Linked DNA regions of Homo sapiens: region 1 is linked to region 2. Evidence: chromatin loops called from intact Hi-C (ENCODE). Cell type or tissue: Caco-2. All regions are shown on one strand.

Region 1 (5,000 bases), 64 kb after region 2:
AGTAATAAAGCCATTGAAATGCCAGGCTGGCACCCTTGCTTGGCTTTAGGTGTTACAGTTTTGTAAAGAAGGGAAATGATGGTGCTTTCCACATTAAAACACAATGCCTGGGACCTTTCCCCTCCCTAGGAGAAATTCCTTACAAGATCTAATGAAAAGAAATGATGAATAAGCCTTTTTGTAAAAAGTGGGCATTAGCCCTTATGTTCACAGTTTCCAGTGATTTGTGTATTTTGTGTAAAAAGGTGGATGGATGCAAATGTGAGATGGCAGGGTTCATTGTTGATACAGCACTTTTGACTGAGTTTCAAATGAGCTTTGGTATGGTAATTGCCACTTAGTTCAGAACATGAGTGAGTTTTCCCAAGGTCAGGATACCACCATGTGATAAATGGGAGGGAGCTACAGTCTCTCTGGGTAAATAAAAGTCAGAGGTCCTTTTGGAGGTGTACGTGAGTGGGTGTGAGGCCACCGGTGTGCTGTTAAGGCCACTAGTGGTCTGACCTGGGTGACAACCCTTTTAAGAAGTCCAGATTCAGGGACTAATTTTTTCTTATTATTTTATTTTATTTTTTGACATAAAGGCCATTTAATGATAGAAATATATAAAAATAATCATATTGTTTAGCAACAGGCTATCACATTTCTTGGGAAGAGGAAAATGACCTGCTTTAAGAAAAACTTGCAACCATGTGCAAGTCTTCATTTCAACATATTTTTCCCCATCCACTTAAGCATTTATCCTTTGAGTTATAAACAGTCCAATTACACTATTTTAAAATATACAATTAAATTATTATTGACTATAGAGATGCTATTGTGCTATCAAATAGTAGGTCTTATTCATTCTTTCTAACTATATTTTTTGTACCTATTAACCATCCCCACCGCCTCCCCACCCCAGCCCTGTACTACCCTTCCCAGCCTCTGGTAATCATCCTTCTGCTCTCTACCGCCATGAGTTCAATTGCTTTGATTTTTAGATCCCACAAATAAGTGAGAACATGCAATGTTTCTCTTTCTGCACCTGGTTTATTTCACTTAACATAATGATCTTCAGTTCCATCCATGTTGTTGCAAATGATAGGATCTCGTTTTTATGGCCAAATAGTATAAATTTTTTTTAGCTTTACATCTTCTGTTTGTACCTATCAAGGTCATAAGTTAGCATTCTCTCGTATTCTACATAATATAGAAGGCTGAATTTTAAAATTTACTTTGTTTTAATTGAACTTTTTATTTTGAAGTCATTGTAGATTCACATGCAGTCGTAAGAAGTAATAGAAATCTGTGTACCCTTTACTCAGTTTCTCCCCAATAGTAACATCTTACAGAACTATAGTACACTGTCATGACTAAGATATTGACATTGATATGATCCACCAATCTTACTCAGATTTTCACAGTTTTACTAGTACTTCTGTGTGTATTTCGCTCTATGCAATATATATATATATATTTTTTTTTTTTTTTTTTTTTTTTTTTTTTTTTTTTTTTTGAGATGGAGTCTTGCTCTGTCACCCAGGCTGGAGTGCAGTGGTACGATCTCGGCTCACTGCAACCTCTGCCTCCCAGGTTCAAGCGATCCTCCCACCCCAGCGTCCTGAGTAGCTGGGACCACAGGTACATGCCACCATGCCTGACTAATTTTTGTATTTTTTGTAAAGGTGGGGTTGCACTATGTTGCCCAGGCTAGTCTCGAACTCCTAGGCTCAAGCGATCCTCCCACCTTAGCCTCCCAAAGTTCCGGGATTACAGCTGTGAGCTACCGCACCCAGCCTGCAATTTTATCATACATGTAGGTTTGTGTATCTACCACCAGTCAAGACATAGAACATTTCCATCACCACTAGATCCCTTGTGTTACTCTTGTTAAGCCACACCCACCTTTCTCCAGCCCACCCCCTTCCCTAACCTCTGGCAAGCACTATCAGGGATTGATTTGACATGGAAGATAGCTTTCCAGCATCATCTGCTTGGGCCACTCACTTTAGAAACAGATGTGCGATGGTTGGCAGGCCTTGTAAGAGCACTAGAGCTCTCAACATGAGCATTCTGCTCTCCTGCTGCTGTCCCTCTGTTTGGGTGCTGTTTTCCTCTGAATCTGCTGATAGAGTTGCATCTTTGCAACTGCTGACCTGCAGTCTCTGGTCTGATCTCATGCAGGCTTGGGGCTAGGATGTGTGACTGTGACTGTTAATGCCAAAAGTACTTCCCCTGTTTCCACAAGCTCGTTTACATCCTCAGCCCTTGAGAAGCCCAGTCAGGAAGCATAACCTGATAGCTTGGGCTGATGCAATAACAGAAACTCTGGCCTGCTGTAGCTTTTGTTCTGCTTAAAGTGCAGGCAGAGCAGAGCAGAGCAGTAATTGGCTGTGAATGAAAGGGGATTGTCAGAATGAGCCTAAGTTCCGGTTCTACCACCGCAGTTTCGTATTTGGGCCCTGTTTTAAGCCAGGGTGGCTGGTTGGTGAAGGTCATGTGCGACCTCAGGAGGCTGTCTTGTCACCTCCCTCATGTCAATAGGAAGGGAGGTATTCTCCCTCCTCCAGAATATACAGGATAATCTGTCTTGCTTGCTAAGAGCATTCACCTTTGACCTTTGCATTCTTTGGGTCTGGAGATGTCTATGATCGCTATCATGAAAATATGAATCACATGTTTTTCAGTCTGATGAGCTAGTGTGGAAATATTGGGGGTATTGATGGGGGGGCGGGTTCACCTATAGAAGCTTTTCATGCTGTGGAAACTAAGCACAGTTGCATATATTTGGGAGCCCAGAAATAGAGTACTGAGGTTTGGTTTTCTCTCTCTCTTTGCCACAGAGACATTAATCCTAGAAGGCTATATCTTCTCAAGTTAATGGTATTTTTGTTTTGAGATAGTCTTGCTCTGTCACCCAGGCTGGAGTGCAACAGTGCAATCATTGCTCACTGCAGCCTCTAACTCCTGGGCTCATGCAATCCTCCCACCTCAGCCCAGGAGAATCGCTTGAACCCGGGAGACAAAGGTTGCAGTGAGCCGAGATCACACCACTGTACTCCAGCCTGGGGAACAAGAGCAAAACTCCATCTTAAAAAAAAAAAAAAAGGTCTCCAAAACCTAGTAATCATTTTGTAATGTAAAACGTCCCCTTAGGGTGTTAAATGTGTGTATTGTTGTACACCATTTTAAAAAATCAAGGTCCACCTGGACTTTGATCTGTAGCTGATTACAACCCTGGTGAAACAATAATCCCAAAGCGTTAGAAAGGATTAAGAGTGTTTTGTAAGCATGTTTGGGGTAGAACATGCCTTTATAACTTTTAATCCTCGTTGAGGTACAGTGTGAGTACAGGAGCTGTGTGTGGAATATCCTTGTGTTAGAATCATTCTGCTAATATAGTGGAGAACAAACCCTCCCCCTTCATCTCCCCTCTTCCATCGTCCTGAGGTTCTAGTGTTGAAATAAGAGCAGTGAGAGCAAGCAAGAGTAAGGAAAGAAAGAACTAATATTCACTGGGTGCCCACTAAATGTTTTGTCTATTTTTTTCTCACCGTCCATAGCCCTATGAAGGATGTGTAATGACTCATGTTTTTACAGTGAAGGAACAGGGAAGAAAGCAAGCTGGGGAAACTGAGCAAGATTATCTGGCTAGTAAGAAATTGGAGTTGAAGGCCAGGCGCGGTGGCTTACACCTGTAATCCCAGCGCTTTGGGAGGCCAAGGCGGGCAGATCACCTGAGGTCAGGAGTTCGAGACCAGCCTGGCCAACATGGTGAAACCCTGTCTCTACTAAAAATACAGAAATTAGCTGGGTGTGGTGGTAGGCGCCTGTAATCCCAGCTACTTGGGAGGCTGAGGCAGGAGAATCGCTTGAACCCGGGAGGCGGAGGTTGCAGTGAGCCAAGATTGCACCACTGCACTCCAGCCTGGGGGACAAGAGCGAGACTTCGCCTCAAAAAAAAAAAAAAAAAAAAAAAAAAATTGGAGTTGAAGCCAGGTCTCTCTGACCCATGAGCCCAAACCTTCTAGGTCCACATCAGCATTTCTCAACTGCTCTCCCCAAGGGGACATTTGGCAATGTCTGGAGACATTTTTGACTGTCACATCATAGGGGTGGGGGTGGAGATGCTACTGGCATCTAGTGGATAGAGGCCAAGGATGCTGCTAACCATCCACCAGTGTGTAGGATAGCCCCCACAGACAACAAAGAATGACCCAGCCCCAAATGTCAATAGCACCGAGGCCCAGAGAGCCCAGTCTGTGTTAGGAACAGGAAGAGGACAGGCTTCCCCTGCAAGTGCAACTTGTGTTCCCTGGAGTGGCCTGTCTCATTTCCTGAGAATCTCTATAAAACCTAGTTTGAAAATATTTCATATACAAAAAAGTAATTATATTTGAAGTAATTAAACATCAACCAAGGACATGACTGTGACCTTTGTGAGAGAGAAAGAGGAAGGGGGGGGAGAGAGAGAGAGAGGCGAGAGAAGAGAGGGGAGAGGGGCCATCTTAAGGCTTGCAGCAAGTGAAATGATACCATTTGAGTCTGATTTCAAATAGAAAGAGTATTGGATTTGTGATTAGATATTTGCCAAAGATCAACTACCCAGTGTTTAAACGGGTATTACATAAAAGGACAATAACAAATTTGATCAATACTAAGTTCTAAATCTGTACTCTGTATGGTAAAGTTATACAGGAGAGCAAGAGAGAGCAATTGTAATAGCGACCATTAACACAACATTTTTGTGAATGTGACACCAAATGTCTACAAACAAGTGATTACATTCTTACCTTATTTTGCAATTTCTACCTTTCATGATAATAAATCACTTCTAAGGGTTTCTCATACAAATTTTGAGGAAAAATTCAGATCTCCTGACTTGGGGCTATTGGTTTTTCTGTCCTGTTTTTAAAATACATATTTTAAACTTCCCCTTTTGGAGCCAGAGAGCCAGTTATTGGTCCTTGCAGCATGTCAGATCATTGAGCAATTGCTCAGGTTCAATAAAACAAGAT
Region 2 (5,000 bases):
ACATGTTTTAACTTTTTCTGTCTCTGTAGAACATTTGACCAATTCAGATTTGGGGAGGTTTGCTATTACTAAGTAAAGAGAGATAGAACGTTGGTAACTATATGGGTTTAGGAATATGGTATTGATGGAATTTAGAACTATTGCCCCTCAGCACAGGTTAAGGGGCAAAAGCCATCAGAGGCCCAGAATACCCAAGATGGAAGATTTCCAACACTAGGACAGGGAATGTAACTAATATTTTCAAGCTATTGTAACAGAATATGAAAACATCTGCACAAAAGCAAAGTGAATACCGCCTCTCCTCCCTTCACTCCTTCCCCTTCCCCTTCCTCCCTCTCTTCTCTGTCCTATCCCAACCCTAGACCATAGTGTATCTGTATTATGGATTTCTTAATTGCTTTTATTTTATATGTCACAATCTCTGGTTGTTGGGATGTTAACCAAAATAAATAAACACATTTCAGTAATATAAATTACACTAGGGACAGTATAATTGTCATCAAGAGGTTACCTCTAAGACATAGCTCTAGGTTGTGATCCGTCTGCAGGAACGGGCCTGATGCTTGGGAAATATCTAAGGCCATTCACAGCCATTAGGTTTGTTGACTTTGATGCAGAATAATCGATGCCTGTCCCAGTAGATACTAATTCTCTTGAATTTTTCTGTCCACCTTCTGTCCTGAATCATCAAGGCCTAGTTTTCCAAGTCTCCATTTCCGAAATACAAATGTTTTCACTATCTTCGTAACTTGTGCTTTCAGATAAATAGAGATGATTTAACAGCACATGGACTTTCAAAAGCATGTAATTCAGGACATACTTAAATCGATTTTTAGTGGCCTTAGTATTTTTCCCTCTTTGGTGAGGGCTATTGCATCTCTTTGCTGAGGAACAGCCATCTATGCATAGGGAGGTTCCCACAGAAAGGCCATGGGACATATTTGAACAAGCTTACCCCCACACATATGTGTGTAAAGAATGTTCAGTCAATACTTGTTGGCTGTTTATGGTTGGCATGTGCTTACATAGAAATACATTGACATTTGTCTCTTAAGACGTACCATAATGGGGTAACTTTTCATTGTTTTATGTATCCTGGGTAGCTTTGTAACATGTATAAATACCTTGTTTCTAATTTAGTAATGTGTGGGAAAAGGCAGTGAGGCAAAACTTAAGGTTTTTTTGCCCTCTGTAGACTATATATGTTTATGCATGCACCTGAAGAGTATATAAAATGGTATATGTCTGTTTTCCTGAGTAAGGAAACCTTTTTACCTTTCTGCCAGAGAAAAGCAAAGCAGTCAGGGGCATCTCATGATGTCACATGATTTGTAAGGGGAAAAAAAGTGGAAGCCAATAAATATACATGAGCCAAAAATGAGCACTCTCGGGTCATTTTCTGAGGGTCACCCTTTCTTCATGCAGCAGTAATATGCTACCTGTTAAGTGTGCCTTTCCCTGAACTTAATGTGATAGAGATCATTTTCTCCTGGGCCAGCTCATTAGATAAAGCATTTTAAAGGTTATGTTTTCTGTTTTTCTTATAGGCAAGGATTACTGCAAAGTAATATTTCCATATGAGGCACAGAATGATGATGAATTGACAATCAAAGAAGGAGATATAGTCACTCTCATCAATAAGGTAAACAAAGGTTGTCTCCTACCTTCTAAATCGCGAACTGCTTTGGGGTGTTGACTGGACAGTATAAGCTTTTGCTTCAGCGCTTGAAAGCTTGGTTTTCTCAGTCCTGAACTTGTGAGGAAGAATCTTGTATCTTTCCTTTTGATCAAGCTAAGCCCAGCATCCAAGTGAATGCATTCGTTGAGACGAGAATAGATTTGTTTGCCTTAGGACCAGCTGCAGATTTGCATGGTCCTTCAGAAAAGTCTGTTCCAGAAGGAATAACCCAAAAGGCAGCCTGCTCGGCTGGAGATCCTGCCCTCCACAGCAGCCAGGCTGCAGAGCTCTGTGTCCTGAGGTATCCGAGGAGGAGTTTTTTTTTAAAACGCTGGTCATGCCTCACAGGCAGAAAACGCTTAAAGAATGTTTGCTGTTCAGATCAAAGACAGGTAGAGTGCCTGAGAGAATTTTTCCTGTCTCGTTTGGGCTAAGAAGATTGAATGATTTTATTATTATTAGAGCCAGAGCCCTGTAAATAAACAGAGAGCTATAAAATCTGTGTGAAGTGATGCAATTGAACAAGGGCCTTGGCTGTGTACTTTGTGTGCTTTCACACAATGGTACTCACCAAGTAGGTGGTTGAAAGATATATTATTTAAGCAATACCCAGAATATATGACTTTTTCTCTGAAGAACAGCATTTTTGTGATGGTCAAATATGGTAAGAAGCTGAATGGTCTTGAAGATGTGTATGGTGGTTTTATTCTTGTATTCAGGGGAGTGACAGGGAACTTAGCACAGTTCCCTTAGCACAAGTGTGACTTGGGAGATCATCGTGGCTGCCTGCGCTCGCTCTCGCAGGGCTGGGAAGCCTTGGCAGGGTGGAGGATGCAGGGAAGGGGAAGAGATTGCAGGTGCATAGAGTGGGAGTAGGCCCAGGGTCCCGCCGACTGTGGCCATTACTGAGAGGGTGGAGACTGTGGTGTCACCTGGCCCTACCCCTCCCCCAGGGCTTGTCCATAAGGTGATCAGTAAGATTTGCCTTTGTTATCAAGAGGTTACCTCTAAGACATGGCTTTAGAGATTGTGTGTTTTAAGAGCCAAATCCAAACATGTCAGGGAACTAATGACCCAAGAAGTTAACTAGCTTGCCACAGGTCAGGAGTTTTAGGGAGAAAGCTGGTCCTCTCATGGACTCCATATAACAGTGGTATGGAGTATATAATGCTTTCTGGAACAGCAAATCATTCCCTGTTTTGCAGATCACCCAAGAACTCGTCCATCTTTTTACCTGTAAAGTATTCTCCCCTGAAGTTATTTCAGTATGTCTCTGTAGGTGTTGAACATGGCAGGAGGAAATGAGGGGAAGAATGCTTCCCTTGTTGTTTTCTGCAAATGAGGCAGAAGTGATTCTTTTCTGTCTCTTTCAGATTGCTTTCTGACACACAGTGCATTTCCTATTTTTAATCAGACCTGTAACCAAACAAGCGGAATAAGGAAGTTGTTAAATGGGTGTGAAGCACAATACGAATGCTGTAATAATTAGCACAGATAATTTGGTTTTAGAAATACTGGGAAAGGGCTAGAGTGCTTTTTTCCCCCTTGATGATAAAGCAACCAGAGAATTAAATAACTGCTATTCTTTGCAGTGGGAGGGAGCGGGGGACTCACTAGCCTGTTTTTGTTTTGTCTTTGGAAGAGAGGGAGCCTCTTTTTAGTTGAAAACCTGGTATGTCAATAATATTTAATGAGGTCTGAGAAAAGACACACATCTGTTTCTATTTTGACATATTATACTCCAGTCCTTCCATTTGAATACATATCATAATGAGAACACATTCATCTTGATGATTTTGTTCCTAACCTCCCAGCCTGAGATCCAGTCTGATAAAAATTAATGTGATTTTTCTAATGACCTTAGTCAGAAAGGGAGTATCTATCGGTCCCATCCACATGGTACAGATAAATGAACAGGTAGATGTGGCAAGCTGCTTTCAAGAGTGTTGTGAAGGTTACATCCCATTTCTCTGGTTTCATAGATTAACGTATTTGAAAGCAATTTAGAAACTGAAGCAGCGCACTGCTATTAATATTATATTTGCAAAACATGACGTTGTCATCTCTGCTGTACACTTGGTCTGTTGACCTGACTTTCACATTGATCCAACTCCTCAGGCCTAGAGTTCTCATATCACCATTTTGACACTTGGTCCTCCTAGTCCCACCCTGCTCCCACCCACAAGCCTTTCTCTATCCCTGCCACTTCCTGCCCTGCAGAGCTAAGCACAGGCTTGAGTTGTTCTGTATCTGTCCAGGCCAGGTGAGCAAGGACCAGGCTTCCTCCATCCTTCTTTCTCTATCACCCACCATAGCACCCGGTCTGGAGGAGAGCCCTGGGGTAGTGAAGGATGGAGGGATGTTTCCCCCCACTCCAGTGTCCCCTACCCACTTCATCCCTAGCACCTCAGCCCCTTCTTTTTGTCATTCTCTAACACTGCTGTGCTCACTTACCCTTCTGCACCAATCAAAATCTTTAGTAACTTTCTTTTTCTTTATTGTAAAATCCAGATAGATGATCCTAGCACTCCTTCACCCGTCCTGACCTCAGTCTGTCTTGGTGGCCTTGGTCCATGTGGCTGTTCTGCAGGTACCCCCCGTATATCCCCCTCCTGCTTATGTGTCCTCACTAACTTGACTCAGACCATGTTCCTGATGCCCGAGATGCCCTCTGCCTACCCACATTGCTATTTTTTGTTTGTTTTGCTTTATTTTGTTTTTGAGACAGGGTCTCACTCTGTCGCCCAGGCTGGAGTGCAATCGTGTGATCTCGGCTCACTGCAACTTCCACCTCCCAGGTTCGTGCGATTCTCCCACCTCAGCCTCCTGAGTAGCTGGGATTACAGGTGTGTGCCTGTACAGTAAATCATGCCTGGCTAATTTTTGTATTTCTAGTAGAGACGGGGTTTTACCATGTTGCTCAGGCTGGTCTTGAACTCCTGACCTCAAGTGATCCACGCGCCTCAGCCTCCCAAAGTGCTGTGATTACAGGCGTGAGCCACTGCAGCCGGCCTAGCCACTGCACCCGGCTTCCAGTTTGCTGGGTTTTTTTGGATAGCTAATCACACAGCCAGTCTTAACTCATGCTGCTTGGGCCCATTTTAGAGCTTGCTGCTTAAGAAAATCCTTTGTGCTCTATCATTTTGCTTTTATTATTTTTTTATACAACCTGCTGGGAAATCAAATCTCTTGCTATCCTGTGCTTGTGCAGATTTTTACTTTTATTTCCATAAAATGCCTGCCAGCCTTAACCTAGCATTCCAGTTTGCCGGAAGCGGTGTGTTCAGATGACAAGTGCCATGTAGGCTACCAGCTCCCAGAA

The links. Peaks named below come from ENCODE experiments on the same cell type or tissue, not always from the same donor. Only the 100,000 strongest peaks of a DNase experiment are listed, where the experiment ranks them.
Region 1: it touches region 2 in a loop (10-fold over the local background); 1 of 110 quality-filtered maps calls a loop at or near these places.

Annotation. Positions count from the first base shown.
Region 1 is chrX:19,564,017-19,569,016 of GRCh38, reverse strand. The region is part of intron 13 of SH3KBP1 (SH3 domain containing kinase binding protein 1); the gene reads left to right. Among named protein-coding and RNA genes, the nearest start is that of MAP3K15, 51 kb to the right of the region's middle. In Caco-2, no CTCF peak of the experiment used is centred here; no DNase peak of the experiment used is centred here.
Region 2 is chrX:19,628,506-19,633,505 of GRCh38, reverse strand. SH3KBP1 (SH3 domain containing kinase binding protein 1) reads left to right here. Exons shown (of 18, transcript NM_031892.3): 8 at 1,548-1,642. It overlaps LOC124905255 (a long non-coding RNA gene), which reads right to left and starts at 1,976. Exons shown (of 2, transcript XR_007068406.1): 1 at 1,665-1,976. In Caco-2, no CTCF peak of the experiment used is centred here; DNase peaks (open chromatin) are centred at 1,995 and 2,575; H3K4me3 peaks cover 789 bases.